3 separate regions of the Homo sapiens genome follow, and regions 1 and 3 are each linked to region 2. A link is a loop called in an ENCODE intact Hi-C map of the cell type or tissue named here. Cell type or tissue: dorsolateral prefrontal cortex. All regions are shown on one strand. Each heading gives the region's core, and the rest is flanking DNA. Links, peaks and the distances in the headings are about the cores only.

Region 1 (6,395 bases), core at 859-5,858, 160 kb before region 2:
TAACAATAATAATTCTTATTATCCTGGAAGTTTGAGAAACACTATTTATCTGCTGTTTTTCCCATAAAGTGAATTATCTTATCCAAAACAGCTAAGGAGGTCACTGTGTGGTAAACTTGTTCTTAGTAGATCCACTCTAACTCTTGCAAATCACCTCTTTATTTTCTAAGTTCTCACAAACCAAGTGATTAATACCCCATCATGAAATTTTGTCAGCTATCACCTTGACACTGCCCACAGTATAATTTCCACAACTTACTTGTTCCTTATTTTGGAAAAATGGGACAATATAATCCCTATTGCCAGTTTTCTAAGACTGCTTGCAACCTTTCATGATGACTTCCCAAGGGGTACCAGCAATGATTCCACAGTCACATCCGTAAGGCCTTTCTGTTTTCTGGTAGATCATGGGTCTAGACCTAGTGATGATCTGACCTCAAATAAACCAGGTGATCCAGAGCTCCAGTGGGCTCAGACCTACCCGCTAACATAGAAGGCCGGAGTCATTTCCCATACAAAGAACTCACCCTCAGCAAGGATGGATTGACTCAGAGCAGGATTTCTGAAGCCCTCCACCTGCCTCTGGCTTGTACTGAGATGCATCCTGAGGTCTCCTAACTATACCCCACCAGGATCCTCCAGGATTCTGACATTCCTCTCCTGAATTTGAACCCAAAAAACTCAGTTCACCTTAAATGACAGACACTGCGGCTAGGTACTGGGGAAACAGAGAAGTGTAAGACATTGCTCCTGCTTAGCCCTATGAGGGCCAGTCTCCTCATCTGACCCATACCTCCAACCACAACCTATATCCGAGTTACTTTTATTCAGGGGCTGAGGTCCCATTTTTCTACCCTAGAATAAGTAGGATATTGCATAGAAGGGTCCCAGCTGTTGGCCGTTTGTTGGGCTACCTCTCCCATGCTTCTCCTTGAGCATCTTGGGGGCCTTGGCACTCCACTTTCAGACACTGCTATTCGTGGTTCTTTGAGCAGTGTCCTTCTCCCATACAGTTCTCATGCTTCCCTGCCAGTGGGGTCTGTCCAGCCCTTGGCGTCATCATTCCCAGCACTTGGCATTACCTTGAGTGCTCGCTGAGTCAAGGCCCTTCTCTTATCAGCGATAAACAGACCTGCTTTTGTGGCTCACTTGTGCCTACAACAGATTTCCCAAAGTTTTGAAGAACACTAATCCTATGAGAGACTCTGAGAAGAGAAAGACAGGGGAAAAAAATTTCCTGGTTAAGTAAGCATGGGAAATGCTGCACTGGAGATCTTTGAAGACTCGTGATGCCCTTTAGCGTATTAAATGAAGGCTGTGTGAAACCCTGTAGTAGGAATGTGTTCAGGTTTGGTTAAGCTGCTGCTTCCAGGCATTCAGTGTATCTTGTGGTTCCTGTAATTGTCAGTTTTTCCATAACACCTATTAACACCCACCGAGCTCCATAAAACCCACTTTGAGAAATCGCAGCCTAGACCATGTCCAGTTATCTGGAATGGACTGCTTTGTAATACATTTCATCTGGATATGGACACAGCCTAAATTGTATCTTCCTTATGTATACATATTCATTATAAAGGTAATATAACCACATTTCAAAAATTTAGGGAATAGAGAATTATTTTAAAACATACATAATTCCAGGGTCAAACACAACTGTATTACACGAGTTCTTAACCTTGGTAATATCCACAAATAGAATTTAGGGAGTCTACGAATATAAATGGAAAAAAATTACATCTTTATTTTCACTAACCTCTAGCTGAAATTTAGCATTTCCTCTGATCATAAATGTAGGGAATAAACTACAGTAATATAGGCAATACCTATTGTCATCAATAGAAATGGCAACTTTTTCATTATACTTCACAGTTGTCGCTAATATCTCCAAGAATTATTTATGCTCAATTTATATTTTCAAAAATGTTAATTAACTTACTACTATGTTTTCTACTGTGTTAATAAACACATATATTCTAATAGCACAAATTTGTTCCTATAACATGTGATCACTGTATTCAACAGTATTTCCTTTGTAACCATTTCATTTTATGCATTTAAAACATCATTCTGAGAAGGGATCCTGTCTCACCAGACAACCAGAGAAGTCTGTGATGCAAAAACAAGTGAAGAACCCCTGCCATATTAACATTTAATATCTAGGACTTCGTGACTGTCATTTTATATAATTGCACTTTAAATATATAAAACAAATACAGAATTATATGTATATTTATATAGTGTATATATTTACATGTATAGCTATTATCTGTATGCACACACATACATTATATATAGTATATATTAGCACACATGTATGCACACATACACATGCAGAATTATATATGTGTGTATATATAATCTATATAGTATATTCAATGCATAAATATTGAATAAAAGAATTTGTTCACTTCCTTTGTTCAATAAATATATATCAATTATTTTTTCATATCTCATTCTCTCCAGCAGACAACCATTGCTTACTGACCCCGTTCCTCTACCCCGTTTAGATTGTTTCCTGCATTTAGTTCATGCAAGTAACGTTTCCTATATTTCAGATGATTTTCTTAAGCTAGGTAGGTTCCCAGACCTGTACTGATGCTTATCACTTCACAGTAATTCCAGTAAACACGGAGTATGTGACCTCCCTGGCTGCACACATCAAGTTTCCTAAAGTTTCTAGGCCTGTTTTGTTAATCTGATTTATGGTTCAGAAAGCCGTTTGAAAACAATTTTATTTAAACCAACAACAATTCTTTTGGCCTCTTTGTCCATAGGGATTCTAATATTGTTCTCAAGGTCAGGAGCCTGTAGATATTATTTTAAGAAGGGGAAAAAATGGTTTCTTAACAGAGACATACTTCTGAAAAATTGATGGGTGATTCACTTCTTCAGTCACTTGGGATTGATGCTGGTTCTCCAAATCACCAAAGCTTTCTCTTGGAGGGGTTGTCCTGGGAACCTGGCTAGCTGGGCACTGCACACAGTCTTCTGGAGATTGTTTATAAAAGCTCCAGGATTCTTCCTGTAGGAATGCTAACGTTCACCCAAGTGTTGACATTGCATTTCGAGGGAATCTAGATTTTTTTCTCCTCTCCCAAATGTATCAAAATAGGTTAAGCCACTTTTAACGATTGTGTTAAACATCAGGGGTAGTTTTAAAGGTTATAAATGAATTCATTAACTTGGCATCTGCAGTTTACAATTATTGCTATTTTACAGGCTCATCAGTTAGCATCTATGCAAGTGCAGGCTTATAATGGTGGGAATGCCAACCCCCGACCTGCCAATAATGAGGAAGAGGAAGATGAGGAGGACGAATATGATTATGACTATGAATCCCTTTCTGATGGTAAGAGAAACAGATCCCTATGCTGTGCACAGGAAAATTCTTGGATGATTTGCCACATTTTTCTTTCTAAAATAAGTCTAGAGCGCCAAAGACCAGTAATACGGATGGTTGTAATATTGTCCAGGAGTTTCTGAATTCAGTCACTTAGCAAGGACCGAGGAAGGAGGGGATTCTGTTAGCCAACACTTACAGAAAGAAGAGGCAGGTGTGGGAAGTTACAGGGAGTCATTCCTACGACAAGTTTCTAGAGGAAGAGATGGAATTGCAGCAGAGAAACCCTGTTTTCACCCTTTAGTTTCTAGCGTGGCTGATAATCTTGGCAGGAGTCGTAGACTGAGGTTGCGTCCTTTCTCCTGCACCACCGGCAGGGGGCAGCATCACGGCTCTGTGCTCTCTGTTTCACACTCTTGCTCTGGCATTCTAGTAGTGAAAAGAAAGGAGAGGAGCCTCATTTCCCCTCCCTCCCTGGTTTTCATACCACTAAGCCAACAAGATCTTTCCTTCTGGCCCCACCAAAGAGAAAAAACATAGGCAATGCTAATGACGCAACACAAAAAGTCACACGAATGATGTTAACTACAGATTACTAGCGAAGGATTCTTCTCACATGAGAATTAGGTTTTCAGTGTGTTTCATTTGCATTAAACATTTGTTAGAGATTGCAGAATGTTTACTCAGGTACCTTTGCTGATAGTAGACTGTTTCATTTTGGTGATGTCTGAAAGGCAACAATATAATAATAAGAAAATGCCAAGGTTCCTATTTCTATAAACATTATATAGTAGAATATATTCTTTCTATGTAGAATAATTGTTTTGCTAAATATGCAGATATGCCCAGACCAGAAACCATTTACCATTAAGTTGTCTCATGCATTAAGACAACTGAGCCCCCTCCTCCAAATATCTGCTCCTCAGCAGAAATTTGAGTTGTCTCCAGTCATAGTTCAGTTTTGTGAGCCTCCATCACTGGTTATACTGCAAATATAATACCAAACTGTCTGCCCCCAAATATAATACCAAACTACATCATTTAGTATTTGTCCTTAGTAATAGTTGATTGCTCCATACCACCAATTAAAAGCCAGTTTGCTACACCTGAAACCCCATGAGCTAATATGAGAGACATATCTCATCAGATAGTAAGAGGGGAAAAAATTAAAAGGAGTCAAGACAATTTCTCTGCAAAGTCATGGGAATGTGAATTTTTTATATTAACTTATTCTTCCCCATGGTTTTCTTCCCCATTACAGTTGCAGTAATGCCCCATAGAACTAATTGATTCAGATATGAAATAAAAATCACACCTAAGAAATCAACTAATCTAGATGTCATATGCCCCTATAAGTAGTTAGTCCACTAGAAAACAAATTTGCTCTTTCATAAATTACTCCTGTGCTTTTTCTGTACTTCTGAGAATAAGAAAGGAAAAGCCTTTTTAGAAATTATTATTATACTGTAGATTTCACATAAAGAAATAACAAAAAATTATTATAGATGGTTTTGATTTGCAAGTAACAAAATGAACAGGTGGGAGAAGGATTTTCTGATTTATTTTCATTTGGGAAATTTAGTCCTATACCACTGAATTTCTAAGATAGTTGCATGTATTTTTAACAATCCACATATGCAGAGGTGGAGTATCATTGGAAAAGGGGACCACACCAGGCTCTGTTCCAGTAGACTGTGATACCTGGGGCAATGTCTTCACCACCTTAGGCCTTAGATGCCTCAGATATGTAATCAAAAGTTCTGCGAAGTGTTTGGTGATGTTCTTCCTCTACTTCCAGCACTAAGATCTGTAATGTATGACCACTTAAGCCCACTACCACTACATGAGTATTTCCCCCTTCATTGAAAGATCGCTCTGACTGGATGATTCTCAAACAGGCCTTGTAGTTATGCTGTGACTTGTTGAAGCTTGTCCAGTTAAGGCTTCCGTATGTGACTATTAGATGCCTTACTAACCACATGCCTTTGATTATTGTTGTGACCATCTCCACTTTCTCCAGCAGGGATAGAGAACAGAAATCTACCTGCTGTGGGAAGCACCGTTACCAGCCTCTTAGGGGGCCTAAAAGGTTTCCTAGCTTCTCGTAATAATGGGTCTTTTTGAGAATCAGATGAAAGCTATCACCTCTGAAAAATAAAACGTGCTCTCAAAATTCTGCACAACTGCAAGAGTTTCACAAGTTTCCTGAGACCCTCATAGGCATCCTAGATTAGGAACCCATCTCTAAAGTCAGGGTGCCCGGTTTATCTCTGTGATCTCTCATCCTTGGTTTTCATGCCCATTAAATAAAGGAATTAATCTAACACCATTTGGGCTATAAAAATGAGATAATGCCTAGCCACAGAATTATTGCAAGAAAACGCTAAGGAAGTTGCAAATGAGAGTTATTTATCTGAGAAATTGTAACTCTGCCTTTTGGGTAATAAATTCTTAATATTTTTCTCCCAACCTTGTTGTTTACCTTGTGTCTAGTTTTGAACATACACTGCAGACAAATTTGAATTTACAACTTAACGCAGACATATTCTATGACAATGACAGCACAATTCCAAGAAATTAATCTGTTTCTGTACATTTGAAATGAAGTCATATTGGGAGTATTACAGCAGTCAGTAACTGAAAATATGTAACATGAATGTGTCAGCCCTTGGCATGATTCACATTAATAATGTTTACATTTCGTTTACTGCTAGTCCTTGCATTGTTCCACAGTCAAAATATTAAATCTATAGAGCATTTCCTGTTTCATTTATTTATAATCTAAGCTGCTGTTATTTGTGCTTTGCTTCATGCCTTTGTTTAATTTATCTGGTGTTTGTCTTAATTTTCTCCTTCCTTTACCCCTTTCTGATTCTGTTTTTCTGTAGCAGATGTCCTTACTGCCTCCCCTGCTCCTAACGGTCAGGAAGGTAAATGCCATTTGAACGGGGCATTTTAACTGCATGGATGTCAGCATTCTGTTTCCAATTTCTTGGGCCCGGTTAGCATGACGTTGTGATACTTCTGTGAATACAAATGTAATGAAATGATT
Region 2 (6,395 bases), core at 870-5,869:
ACTTCAATTTGGAACTGTTTGTAATTAATCATATGTGTGAATTAAGAATTTTCTTACTGTTCACTTATAGCTTATGCAAAGGGTTTATATTGAGTTGAATTCATCAGTACCTTCCTAATTGGTTCATTGGGCCCTGGTCATGTTGTTTTGATGGGTACATATGTTGAGTATCATCCCTGCTTACATAAAAAAATAGGTACTTAATTTGGTTGGTTAGGGCATGGAGATAATAGGTAAAATCCTTAATACTTGTGCAGGGTGCACAATGACGCGGAGTGCAATGAGGCGGTCTCGGCTCACTGCAACCTCCGCCTCTAGGGTTCAAGCGATTCTCCTGCCTCAGCTTCCCGAGTAGCTGGAATTACAGGTGCCCACCACCACGCTTGGCTAATTTTTGTATTTTTAGTAGAGACAGGGTTTCACCATGTTGGTCGGGCTAGTCTTGAGCTGCTGACCTCGTGATCCGCCCGCCTCAACCTCCCAAAGTGCTGGGATTACAGGTGTGAGCCATCGCACCTGTCCTGGGTTTTGTTTTTTTTTTTCTAGATTTTTCAGTGAGAGATACTTTCTTCCTTGGTTATATATTGACTCTTTTGTAGTAAGCTTTCTTGTACATAGCTGGCCTAGGAAAGACAGGTTATGTATATATATTATAGCAATAGGGGATTAGTAGATATAATTTTATTATAAATAACAAATTATTACTGTAAATAATATTTATCCAAATATTGTATTACTTAATCCTTTAACTGTTATATAGATTCTTTTAAATGTTTTTGTTTTCAGAATTTTGGCTCTTATTGTTAAGTACATGTACAGTCAATTCTAGTATACTTTGTAGCTGATTTAGACAAATGTTTGCATCTTATTTATGGCTATCATTTTCCTTCCAATTTGTTTATCTTTTTATTATTTCTGTTGATGATTCTTCTAATACCTCTATATAAGCCAGATAGTCTGTATTTTACTTTAAGTTCTGGGACACAGGTGCAGAATGTGCAGGTTTGTTACACAGGTATACGTGTGCCATGGTGGTTTGCTGCCCCTATCAACCTGTTATCTAGGTTTTAATCCCTGCATGCATTAGGTATTAAGCTACATATTCTTAATTGAGCCTTATTATTCTAAGTAATAGTGGTATAAGTAGTAGAAATAGTTTTATTTAAAAGTATTTTTGTTTTTGCCTTGGGAACAAACTTATTATAAAATTACTGTTAAATAGCTCTCTGGTTACAAAAAACACAATTCATGTAACTTTTCTGTGTTTCAGAAACCTTTTTCCAAAAAGGACAAAGGAACTCAAATCAGTTGTCCATAGTGCTCCTGGTTGGAAATTATTTGGTAAAGTCCCTCCTAGAGAGAATCTTCAGAAAACATCCAAAATCATTCAGCAGGTAAGTACTGACATAGCCATGTAGTTTACCCTAGCTTTTCAAGCATTCTTCTTCTTCTTCTTCTTTTTTTTTTTTTTTTTAAACTAACCATATTCTATTTTTATTCTTATTTTTCTAGATACAGACTTTTGGGATTATAAGTATTTATAGGGACCTGCTAAATTTTCTAGAAAAACAGGTCATATATTTTCTGTTATCTTTTATAATTGTGAAAATTCTTCAAATAGAACGTAGACTTTTTTTTTTAACCAGTTATTCCTTGAATAGATTTTTTAAAAACTTAGCTAATCACTCTCACCACATACTGTTTGACTTCCAGTTGAAGTTGGTAGCATTTGTCAGTGGCACAGATGTTCTGAATATTGGTAGTTGTGAACTGATGAAATATTAAAAAGCAAAAACTGAGTAGATTATGAGGTTGAACTCCTTCCTTTGTCACTTTTCTGGTGTCCTCTCTAAACCAAGGACTTTGTAAATGAGAAGAGTTGGTACACAATCTGTTTCTAGTAATTTAGAAGCTATTTCTTCTGATATCTCTGTTAACATCTGTATTCTTGAGTTCTTAAGACTTTCTGATCTTATTTGACTTCTGAACTTTGGCTCTTCAGTACTAGATAAGTGAGAATGGAAAGCAGTGAGACTGGATCAATCTGCAGTGTTTTAAAGTTCAGAGAAGTTATTGCTCAGAAGAAGACATATAGTACATTTCCTATTTTTATCCTTCCCAATTGTAGTTTACCAAATTTAACACAGCTAGCATTTATAAAAACAATCACATGAAGGCAATAATCATCATTCAAATTGGAAAAGATATCTTCCTTTAAAGATTTAATAGTGTTCCTTTTATTGCTCAGAAGAAAAACTGGTTTTCCAAGTAATATGAGAAAATAATTTTAGATCTTTAAAAACATTATTGTAGTTAATTCTTTTTTTCTTCTTTTTGCATTTGAATAAAAGGTTTATTTTTTTCCTCAGGAAAAACAAAGTTAGGGACACACACTATGCTTTTAGAACCCATATTCTTTTGTAGTTGGTCCTAACCCTTCCTGGCACAGCTGTCAAAAGCACTAGCTGTTTAACCAGAACCAAGATGTTCACCCCCATAGAATGTACATGCACGGCACTAGAGGACTGCATGTTTGTCCCTGAGAGAAGCATAAGACAAACAGAAGTTGCTGAGATTGCCGTCTTTCTAAGCAGCCCCTCCCTTTCCCTTTTGAAGGATTTGCCTGAACTATGTAGCTAGTCAGTAGTTAGACCATGTGCCTCCTCCTCTCCCTGTAAACTAACTTAATTTCTTTTTTCAAGAGACTTGGTATTGCTATGTTGCCCAGGCTGTCTTCAAACTCCTGGGCTTAAATGATGATGCTCCTGCCTCAGCTTCCTGAGAAGCTGGGACTACAGGTATGTGCCACCACACCTGGCTTGTAGTTAATTTTCTTTACAAGTGATGAAAATAGTGAATAGTTTATCTATTGGTACTTAAAACTGTGTGCTGTGATCCCCAAGCCATGTGCTCAGACACTCTGGTGTGCTGCACTTAACACACTGGGGTACTGTGGGATATTTAAATTTTTTGAGGCAAACAGTGATATTCCACATCAGTTGGATATGGTGGAGACTGGTAATTAGAAGCAGTACACAGTTCCAACATTAAGTGCTACTACATACTTTTCTGTGGCATCATATCTTTGTGAATCTGTTTTTTCTGAGGTTGCTGTGATAAAAACCAGATACTGTAAAAAAGTCAGCGTGGGACTGGAAATGAGGGTTATGTCTAATCTGATTTTAAGGTTTGAGAAATTGTATACAATGCACAAAGCCACACATGCCCAAATTGGTAATTAATTGCGGTTATTTAAGAATGAGGCCGAGTATAGTGGCTCACGCCTGTAATCCCAGAACTTTGGAAGGCAGAAGCAGGCAAATCACTTGAGGTCAGGAGTTCAAGAGCAGCTTGGCCAACATGGTGAAACCCTGTCTCTACCAAAAATACAAAAAATTAGCCAGGCATGGTGGTGCATGCTTATAGTCCCAGCTACTTGGGGGATGAGACAGGAGAATCGCTTGAACCTGGAAGGTGGAGGTTGCAGTGAGCCAAGATCATGCCACTGCACTTCAGCCTGGGTGACAGAGCAAGACTCCATCTCAAGAAAAAAAAAAAAAAAGAATGAAAGAAAACATATTTCTTTTTTCAATTTATGTGTATTTTTTTTTTTTAGCAGTTACTAAGTGTTAGGAAATATATCCTTATTAAATTGTTTGGACATAGCTACTTATTAAACAGAATCATTAGGTATTTCTTTTGGCTTAAGAGTTACTGTGAAAAAAATCAGAGACACTAAAGGCATTGACCAAGAAAGGTTGGGAACCTCTGCTATTGTGACATCTTAAGTTTTAGCTCCTTTTTTTTTCTTTTGGTAAAGTCTGAAAGTAACGTCTCTCGTCTAGAATGTTTCAGAAGACCAAGTTCGCCCTCTAGAGGCAAAACGGTGGTCTTGCTACTGAAGGTTTATACAGGTATTTTTGATTTTTATGGTAGTTTAAATATGCATGCACATACATTTTTATATCTTTATATAAACTAATGTTCTATGATATTTTCTTACCATAAGTCTCTGAATAAATTACTGGTTGGATAATTATCTTTGCTGATACGCTGTATACCTTTAATCTGCTATTTTCATTTCGGAAAGCCAAGACCTCACATTCTCTTTTTTTTTTTTTTTTGAGACGGAGTCTTGCTCTGTCGCCCAGGCTGCAGTGCAGTGGCACGATCTCGGCTCACTGCAATCTCCGCCACCCGAGTTCACGCCGTTCTCCTGCCTCAGCCTCCCAAGTAGCTGGGACTACAGGCGCCCGCCGCCACGCCTGGCTAATTTTTTTGTATTTTTAGTAGAGACGGGGTTTCACCGTGTTAGCCAGGATGGTCTCAATCTCCTGACCTCGTGATCCGCCCGCCTCAGCCTCCCAAAGTGCTGGGATTACAGGCGTGAGCCACCGCGCCCGGCCCCTCACATTCCCTTTTTTATATATGTGGTATAAAAACTTGATGAGTGGGCCGGGAGCGGTGGCTCAAGCCTGTAATCCCAGCACTTTGGGAGGCTGTGGCGGGCAGATCACGAGGTCAGGAGATTGAGACCATCCTGACCAACATGGTGAAACCCCGTCTCTACTAAAAATATAAAAATTAGCTGGGCGTGGTAGCACGTGCCTGTAGTCCCAGCTACTTGGGAGGCTGAGGCAGGAGAGTCACTTGAACCCGGGAGGCGGAGGTTGCAGTGAGCCGACGTTGTGCCACTGCACTCCAGCCTGGCAAAAGAGCGAGAATACGTCTCAAAAAACAGCAACAACAGCAATAGAACTTCATGAGTGGTCAGGAAAAGAACAGCTCTTTTTCATTTGAGAAGAAGGGGTAGAGTTGAAATGTAGTTGCTGCCTCTGCCTCTGCGGCCCCTTCTCTGATCCTTTAACTGACGATTATTTCTCTGCGCCACTTATTTTAGTTTTCGAACTTTCCAGCTATGTCACAGCTATTAGTATATGTTTTAGTGCCCTTTTTGTGGTTATGTTTGTTCTCTGGGAGGCATTATGTATAGTCAAGTCATTTTTCTTCTGACCTTTTTCCATCTTCAAAATATGTATCAGCTGGGTGCGGTGGCTCACACCTTTAATTCTAGCACTTTGGGAGGCTGAGGCTGGTGTGTCACCTGAGGTCAGGAGTTCGAGACCCGTCTGGCCAACATGGTGAAACCTGGTCTCTACTAAAAATACAAAAATTAGCTAGGTGTGGTGGCAGGTGCCTATAATTCCAGCTGCTCGGAAGGCTGAGGCAGGAGAATCACTTGAGCCTGGGAGGCAGAGGTCGTAGTGAGCCAAGGTCGTGCCCTTGCACTCCAGCCTGGGTGACAAGATTAAAACTGTCTCAAAAAAAAAAAAAAGTATTACTTTTACCATGTGATGGAACATGTTTCTACCTCTTGCTTTCTACTATCTCTGCTTCAATGTGTGTCCTCTACTCCCTATTTGTCTAATTTTGCTGTCCTCTTCCCTGCAATTCTCATTTTTCAAAGTGGGCATGATTTTCTTTTTATAGTAATGGTAAATTTACAATTTTATGTCTCTGTTTTAACTTAGAAACATTTTTTCATAGCACTGATTTTTGAATTCTCTAGAAGATTATGAATATAAAACTGTATCTGAGTTCCTTTACCATGTATGCTTTCAGATAGATGTTATTACGTTTGGAATCAGAAACCGAAAGTGAATATAGTATCAGTAAAGCCATGAAGAATGTTAGGACACTTCTGTCATGTTTTGGGATAGGTTCTTAAGCTGTTAAGGCTTTAGGAAATGAAGAGGTAGCTGGTAATTTAGGTGTGAAAAACTGCTTGGAGAAATGATGCCTCACTTGCTTTTTGAATGGTAAAGCAGTAAGATTTATTAGGAGATTAGAGTAGTAGTATTTCATTGGCTAATAACTTTTTAAAGCAGGTCTTCAGAAAGAAGTTGTTGATTCTTTTAAAACATTTTTTGAAAAAAAATTTTTTTTTGGAATGTGGGGCTCACTATGTTGCCCAGGCTGGCCTCAAACTCCTGGGCTCAAGCAATCTTCCCGTCTTAGCCTCCTGAGTACAGGGCACTACAGGCGCACACCACTGTGTCCTGCAGAGTTGCCATATTTTTAAATATGTTATTAAACCAAACATTTCTTTAATGGAAAGACATCTGTAAGATTACACACTAAGTAAAGAAGAAAAGATTTAATTTACAAAGTTTTTGCTGGGTGCGGTGGCTCACATCTACAATCCCAGCACTTTGGGAGGCTGAGGCAGGTGGATCACTTGAGGTCAGGAGTTCCAGACTAGCCTGGCCAACCACATTTCTACTAAAAACACAAAAGAATTAATGGCCATAGTGGTGCTTACCTGTAATCTCATCTACTTGGGAGGCTGAGGCAGAAGAATCACTTGAACCTGGGAGGTAGAGGTTGCAGTGAGC
Region 3 (6,395 bases), core at 651-5,650, 530 kb before region 2:
GAGTCCATAAAACAGTCCTCAGTGAAATAAGAACACCATGCTAAATCTAGTAAGTGTTTACATTTTGCCTTTATGTATTAGTGTTTACCCTTTATGAAATTATGGTAATAGTGGATAGTCATTGTTTGGGTGGCTGTGTGTGTGTGTGTTTAAAGTCTTCACTTGGCAAATATAAAAGTCAACAACTTTATATTGGTCCTCCAGTTTTACTATTAAAACAAATTGATGGTATATAAAATTTTAAAAAACACTGCTTGCTTAAGATCCCATTTGTTTCTCTCTGATATTATTTCAACTATTCACTCAACCCTAGCTCCATCCTCTGTGTATAAATATGCTCAAATTTCTTCAGATCAAACCAAATCAAACAAAACCTCCCTTAAAACTCTCCTCCCTTCCTCTCTAGGTACACCCAAGCACTTGTTTCTTCTTTATCAACCATTCTTTCCTCAACCCACCAGCTGTTGTTTTTTTCCCCCATTTTCCACATTGGCAGTTGAATATTAAACTGTGCAATCGTTTTTCCACCCAAGTAAAGATGAATTAAAATTTGTTACTCAATCTCAGTGTTTTCCCTTCTGGTTGAATCACCGTTAAAACGGTCTTGCTTTCTTCCTATTTAATCCCTGTGGGAGGGCACAGTATTTCAGCTACATTATGTGTTAAATTGGACTTTGTCAGCTACCTCAGGAATGTAGCCAAGTTTATATGCTTATATATAAGAGAAAAGCTATGTTCCAAACTGGCTTTCAAATAAATGTTGCTGTTAACTTTTTATTTTGACATAATTTGACATAATTTTAATTTGACATAATTAATTTGACATAATTTCAGAATTACAGAATTACAGAAACACTGCAAGAATTGTACAAAGAATTCCCATTACCCAGATTCCCCTAGAGTTAATATTTGAGAGTAAGTTGAAAACATGAAGCCATTTACCCCTGTATAGTCGGGGGTCACAGTTCTCCATATATATATATATATATATATATATATATATATATATATATATAAAATATATATATAAAGTATATATATAAAATATATATATAAAGTATATATATAAAATATATATATAAAGTATATATATAAAATATATATATAACATGTATATATATAAAATATATATAAAATATATATATATAAAATATATATATATGAATGGATGAAAGAGAAAGAAGAACGTACAGGGAGGAGGAGAAGAAGGAAAGTAGACATATATTTTATGAAATTGGCTTATGGGATTGTGTGTGTTGGCAGGTCGGAAATCCATAGGGCAGCCTAGCAGGCTGGAAAATTAAGGTAAAAGTCAATATTGCAATCTTGAGTCTGAATTCCATAGAGCAGCAGGCTGGAAATTCAAGCAGGGTTTCTATGTTGCAACTTTGAGGAGAATTCCTTCTTTCGGAAACCTCAGTCTTTGTTCTTAAAGTCTTCAATTGATTGGATGAAGCCCACTCACATTACGGAGGGCCATCTGCTTTACTCAAAGTCTACTGAGTTAAATGTTAATCACATCTAAAAAATACCTTTCCAGCAACATCTATTTTGGTGTTTGACCAAACCACTGGGTGCCGTTAGCCTAGCCACATTGACACATAAAATTGACCATCGCACTTCTACAGTCCTGCAGTGTATATTTCCTTTAAAAGGACATTCTCTCAATAAGCATAGTAAAATGTGCAAAATCAGAACATTAACATCAATACAGTGCTATCATCTATTATGCCAACCTTATTCAGATTTTCACAATAACGTAATTGATAGCCAAAAAAAAAAAACTGGAGAAAGTTAACAAGAAAAATGTTTAAAATCCAGAAACTGATAAATAAATGGAAATTAATTGTGATTACCTTCAATTAATTGTAATCGAAAGTAACTTTAATTAAGAATTGTTAACTTTTTTTTTAAAGCCCCTGATCAAAGAAATTAAAAGTTGGCAATTTTCTGATGGACTCAGCCATTTTTTTGAAATTTGGTCTTCCAAATCCCAAAGTCTGGTACCTGACTGGAGATTCCATTCTTTCTCATCTGCTCCGGGAACTTGTTTTTCTGAGTTCTCAAACTCTTCATTTCTACTGACCCCTCTTCTGCTTATAGATATGTTCAGATCTCTTCTATATTCACACCAAACAAAATCAAACAAACATTTCTCTCGCTCCAGCATTTCTCTTGGGTTGGCACCCTCGTTCTTCCCATCCGACGCAGATTTCTAGAGACCCACATCTGCCTCATTATCCTCCCCACACATTCACCTCTTGATTGTAGTAGACACCATTGTTTCCTTACCCAAATTCAACCTCCTCCCTTTTTCCTTGCTTGAATCTCCCCAGTTTTAAGTTCTCGTGCCACGCGCTGATGAAAGTGCACCCAACCCAAACCCAGAGGAGGGGCTAAGGTAGGGGTGAATTTCAATTAGTCTCTAAACCAAACATTCCAATCCTCTTGCCAGTGATTGGCTTAGAAAGGGGCAAAGTAACCAGTTCTGACCAATGATACGTGAGAGGCAGTCTGCAGGCAACACCTCTGGGAAAGAGTTGCTTGTTCTCACAATGAGGCTTCTGAAGAGTGTTTTCTGTTTGTGTAAGGAGGTGGTGCTAGAGCTGCTTCAGCCTCTTGCTGCCATGAGGACATCTAGCCAAACGCATCTTGATTGATAAAACTCATTGGCACCAGCAGACGTAGTTAACATTTTGCAAGCTAGCAACAAATTACTGGAGAATTATATAGTTGTTTCTCTCCCAGAATTCAAGGTAATTAAAAATCTATTCTTAAAAAAGCTTTATTTTTCCATTTTAGAAAATATAATTTACTAATATTATAAAAGCATTATTTCTTATTCCTTCCTGCTTTTCTTTTCAGCAAATGCACAGTATTTATGTTGTGTTAAATGTCCTGTTGATGGATACCTTGAGAATTTAACAACTGAATACTTCATTATGTGTAAAATAAAATCCTAAACCTGACCAATGACTTCTTTAATAGAAGAATCCGGTGACCTCATCTCTTTGTTATCGTATCTGCCACATGGCATACAAATTAACTTTTAAATAATAATTCATTCGTGAACTGAAATGTCCTGGAATCCATCAGTTCATAGCAATGCTGTGTTAGCCAGGGCTTGCAGCCATTCAATTCAATATGAGTTACTTTAATGCAATATCTTTCTAAGGTTCTGTGCACTTTCTTAAGTATGGTCCTTTCAAAAGGCTGCCTGGCATCTTGGTCTGTGATTTTTCAGCAAGGATAGCGGTAGTATTTTAAACAGAACAGCTTTTAAGATTCAGAAATCATTAGCAGGAAAGTGACTTTAATGAAGTGGTTTAGTAGTTCTTATTATCAAAGAATGTTGATTTGGACATCCGCCTGGACCACACTTAGGGAAAAAAGAACTGTCAAAATAACAGGCTAGGTGCTTATGATTCCCTTGGCTTAGAGCTCAGTTTTACCAGTAGATGTCACTATAGTCAGACATTATTTTAAAGCCTCAAAAAGAGAAAGGTAACCTCACCGGAGTTTAAAGGATCTGAGGGGGAAAAAAGCAAACAAGTTCTTCTATAGCTAAACATGTGCTCTTCTTTTTTTAAAAAGCACAGTAGGCATTGAATAAATGTTTACTAAGTGAACCGACAAATAATCAATGCATATGGAATAGTCCGCCCTGAAATCTTTGTGATTGAGTTATGCTCTGATAGGAATCAGAGGAAGAGCTTTAGAGTCTGCAGAACAAAAATGATCTCTAAGATGCAAGCAGGCAGGTACAGAAGTAAGCAACTCTGCCCAGAGTCCATTCGTGAGAAGGGACGTGGGGATTTAAGCAACTCAACTGTGCAGACTGTTGCGCGCCACCCTACGCCAGGCACTGAGCTAGGGACTACTAGAATCGGAGAGGGAGTCGCGGTACATAGAGCCGATGGCGAAGTAAAGCAGAGGTCATGTGTTCTGTCCTCCATCCTGGAGTGGGGGAGGTGCAGGTTTTCCTGGCTTCAGAGGTAGATCAAAGTTCTAAAATCAGGGTGAAGGAGCTGAGAAACAATTCCCATCAGCTCTCCTTCAACACCCTCTTTCCTTTTTTTAAACTGAGGTTTGCCTGCATAAGGCAGAAAGAGATTAGGAAAACAGTTTGCAAACCTGGCAAATTATTCAGAGGTTTGATATATTGAAGATATATGACAACATGTATTACAGCTATTTTGAGCGCTTATTAACTGGTACATTCTGCACCAACTCCATTCTCTGATTTAATCCTCCTAAGAGCTCTAAGAGCCAGGAATTTCTATGTTCCTCATTTTTTGAGATGAAGTATCTGAAGAATGAGGGGGAGTGGGGTTGAGAGGTTAATTTGTCCCGGATCACCCAGTTAATGAGTGGTAGGACCAGGTTCTAACTTAGGCCTGTATGGGGCACTCTGCTGTGTTCCTGCCTTAGTTCATTATTCCAAGGAAACTGACTCTAGTCAGGGTCTGACTACCAGCAAAATCTAGGATCCATGTTGTTTAAGTTGATTTTGCCCCAATCATTCCTTTTTAAACTCTTAGTGAACCATTCTTATGAACAGGGCACTCCGTTTTGGACTAGGAGAAGGGGAGTGTAAAGGAAAGACAGTGGGCTGTCCTAAAAGAATTTATGATTCAGTGGGAGTAGACATGGGGGCATTTGGAGATGGGAGGAGCTTGGACAAGGAAGGTCACCCAGCATCTGCCTTCTCCATACGGCTTAGGAGGGTTTGGGGAAAGTGGAAAAGATTTGGAACAGCTGCTGTAAGGAATGTGCTAGGTTAAATAATGTGTCTGGAGAAGTGAGGGGTATTTCAAGATCTTTCTTTCCACACCTCAGAATTAATGGAGCTTATTTTCTCAGATTTTCCAAAATAAAGTTCACCTCTGGCTAGAGCTCAAGCTTGAAGAATTTCAGTACAGAATTTAATCTTGTCTCTTGAAAAACTGTCAGCACTTAATTTTTTTAATCATGAAAACAGATAAATGATAACACTGCACTGAGAAGGAGGCTAAAACACTTGCTTGACTTGCAGTGTTGATTATCTATCCAATTGGATTTTTCTTAGTGTCAACTTTATTTCTGAAATAAGAAAACAACCAAATGAGAAACATTTTTAAAACCACAAGTTGAAATCCTAAGACAAACCTAACATTAGGGATGTCTGAATTTGTTAGTATCTTCGAGGCACATGGGTTACATTGCCCTAACCCTAGCATTTTGAACAATGTCATCTGCCCACTTTGTGTTTTTTCATAAATATGTAAGTGTTTTCTGGTTGTTTTCATTTCTGCCTCCATTCCACTTTAAATATTTTGTTTAATTATCACATTACATTTTATGTTTAGAAATCCTCTCTTAAAGACATTCCGTCTTGCCTGTAGCGAGGGAGGTAAATTTGGTTGAGTGTTAATTACTAATGGAATTTCTCCAGACTCAAATCTTTCCCCATACACTTTGCCACAGAACAGGTAAAAAATGTTGCTCTGGAGAAATTATAGCATAAATATCTCTAAATCAAGGGCTTAGTAACAAAGTCCACAACTAGTATAATATTTTTTCAGAGTGGCTGTCAAAAACTGTACAAATTCATTAGTAAAGCCCTACACAAGGGGGAAAACGCCCCCAAACAGGAAAAATAAATGGCTAATAAATATATGAAAAAATCAACTTTACTGTAAATAAAGATAAATTAATGGAGCAGTGAGTTCTTTTCACTTTAAGTCAGAGTTTGGGGTTTGTTTTTATAAAAATAACACTTGATATTGGCAAGAGGGTTCAAATTGCCAGACAGCATTGTGGTTGGGAATGTTAAGTTGGTAAAAATTTTTTGAAAAATTTGCAATACATATCATACCCTGTGGCCCAGTAACTATTTCTAGAAGATTTTTCCTAAGGGAAAAAACCCCTGAAACACAGAAACAAATATTTACATAAAGACATTCCCTTTTATAATTTATAATAATAAAAATACAAATAACTATTCCATTTGAGTATATTAGGTTTAAAAAAGCTACCTTCATAGATTAGAATATTATGCATCTTTTCACAAGTATCTTTATAAAGACAGAAGTAAAGGGAAATCCAAAGGAATAGAAATCGTTCTATCATAAAGACATGCACACATATGTTCATTGCAGCACTATTCACAGCAAAGACATGGAATCAGCCTAAATGCCCATCAATAGTGGACTGTGTCAGGAAAATGTGCTACATATACACCATGGAATACTATACAGCTATAAAAAAACAAGATCATGTCCTTTGCAGGAACATGAATGGAGCTTGAGCTCGTTATCCTTAGCAAACTAACACAGGAAGAGAAAACCAAATACCACACGTTCTCACTTATAAGTGGGAGCTAAATGTTGAGAACACATGGACACATAGAGGAG

Evidence for each region. A loop is a pair of places that touch in the nucleus more often than their neighbours do. Peaks named below come from ENCODE experiments on the same cell type or tissue, not always from the same donor. Only the 100,000 strongest peaks of a DNase experiment are listed, where the experiment ranks them.
Region 1: a loop joins it to region 2, with 3 times the contacts of the local background. A loop is called at or near these places in 45 of 110 quality-filtered maps.
Region 3: a loop joins it to region 2, with 4 times the contacts of the local background. A loop is called at or near these places in 37 of 110 quality-filtered maps.

The regions. Positions count from the first base shown.
Region 1 is chr10:94,276,560-94,282,954 of GRCh38, forward strand. It overlaps PLCE1 (phospholipase C epsilon 1), which reads left to right. Exons shown (of 33, transcript NM_016341.4): 20 at 3,223-3,352. PLCE1-AS1 (PLCE1 antisense RNA 1) reads right to left here. Exons shown (of 4, transcript NR_033969.1): 3 at 4,035-4,070; 4 at 2,731-3,772. Among named protein-coding and RNA genes, the nearest start is that of PLCE1-AS1, 7.3 kb to the right of the region's middle. In dorsolateral prefrontal cortex, for the core only: CTCF peaks have their summits at 3,733 (motif pointing right) and 3,932; a DNase peak (open chromatin) is centred at 3,725.
Region 2 is chr10:94,440,626-94,447,020 of GRCh38, forward strand. TBC1D12 (TBC1 domain family member 12) reads left to right here. Exons shown (of 13, transcript NM_015188.2): 2 at 1,271-1,394. Among named protein-coding and RNA genes, the nearest start is that of TBC1D12, 41 kb to the left of the region's middle. In dorsolateral prefrontal cortex, for the core only: CTCF peaks have their summits at 3,860 (motif pointing left) and 4,059; a DNase peak (open chromatin) is centred at 3,856; H3K27ac peaks cover 1,136 bases.
Region 3 is chr10:93,913,301-93,919,695 of GRCh38, forward strand. No RefSeq gene overlaps it. Among named protein-coding and RNA genes, the nearest start is that of SLC35G1, 23 kb to the left of the region's middle. In dorsolateral prefrontal cortex, for the core only: a CTCF peak has its summit at 3,450 (motif pointing right); no DNase peak of the experiment used is centred there; H3K4me3 peaks cover 515 bases.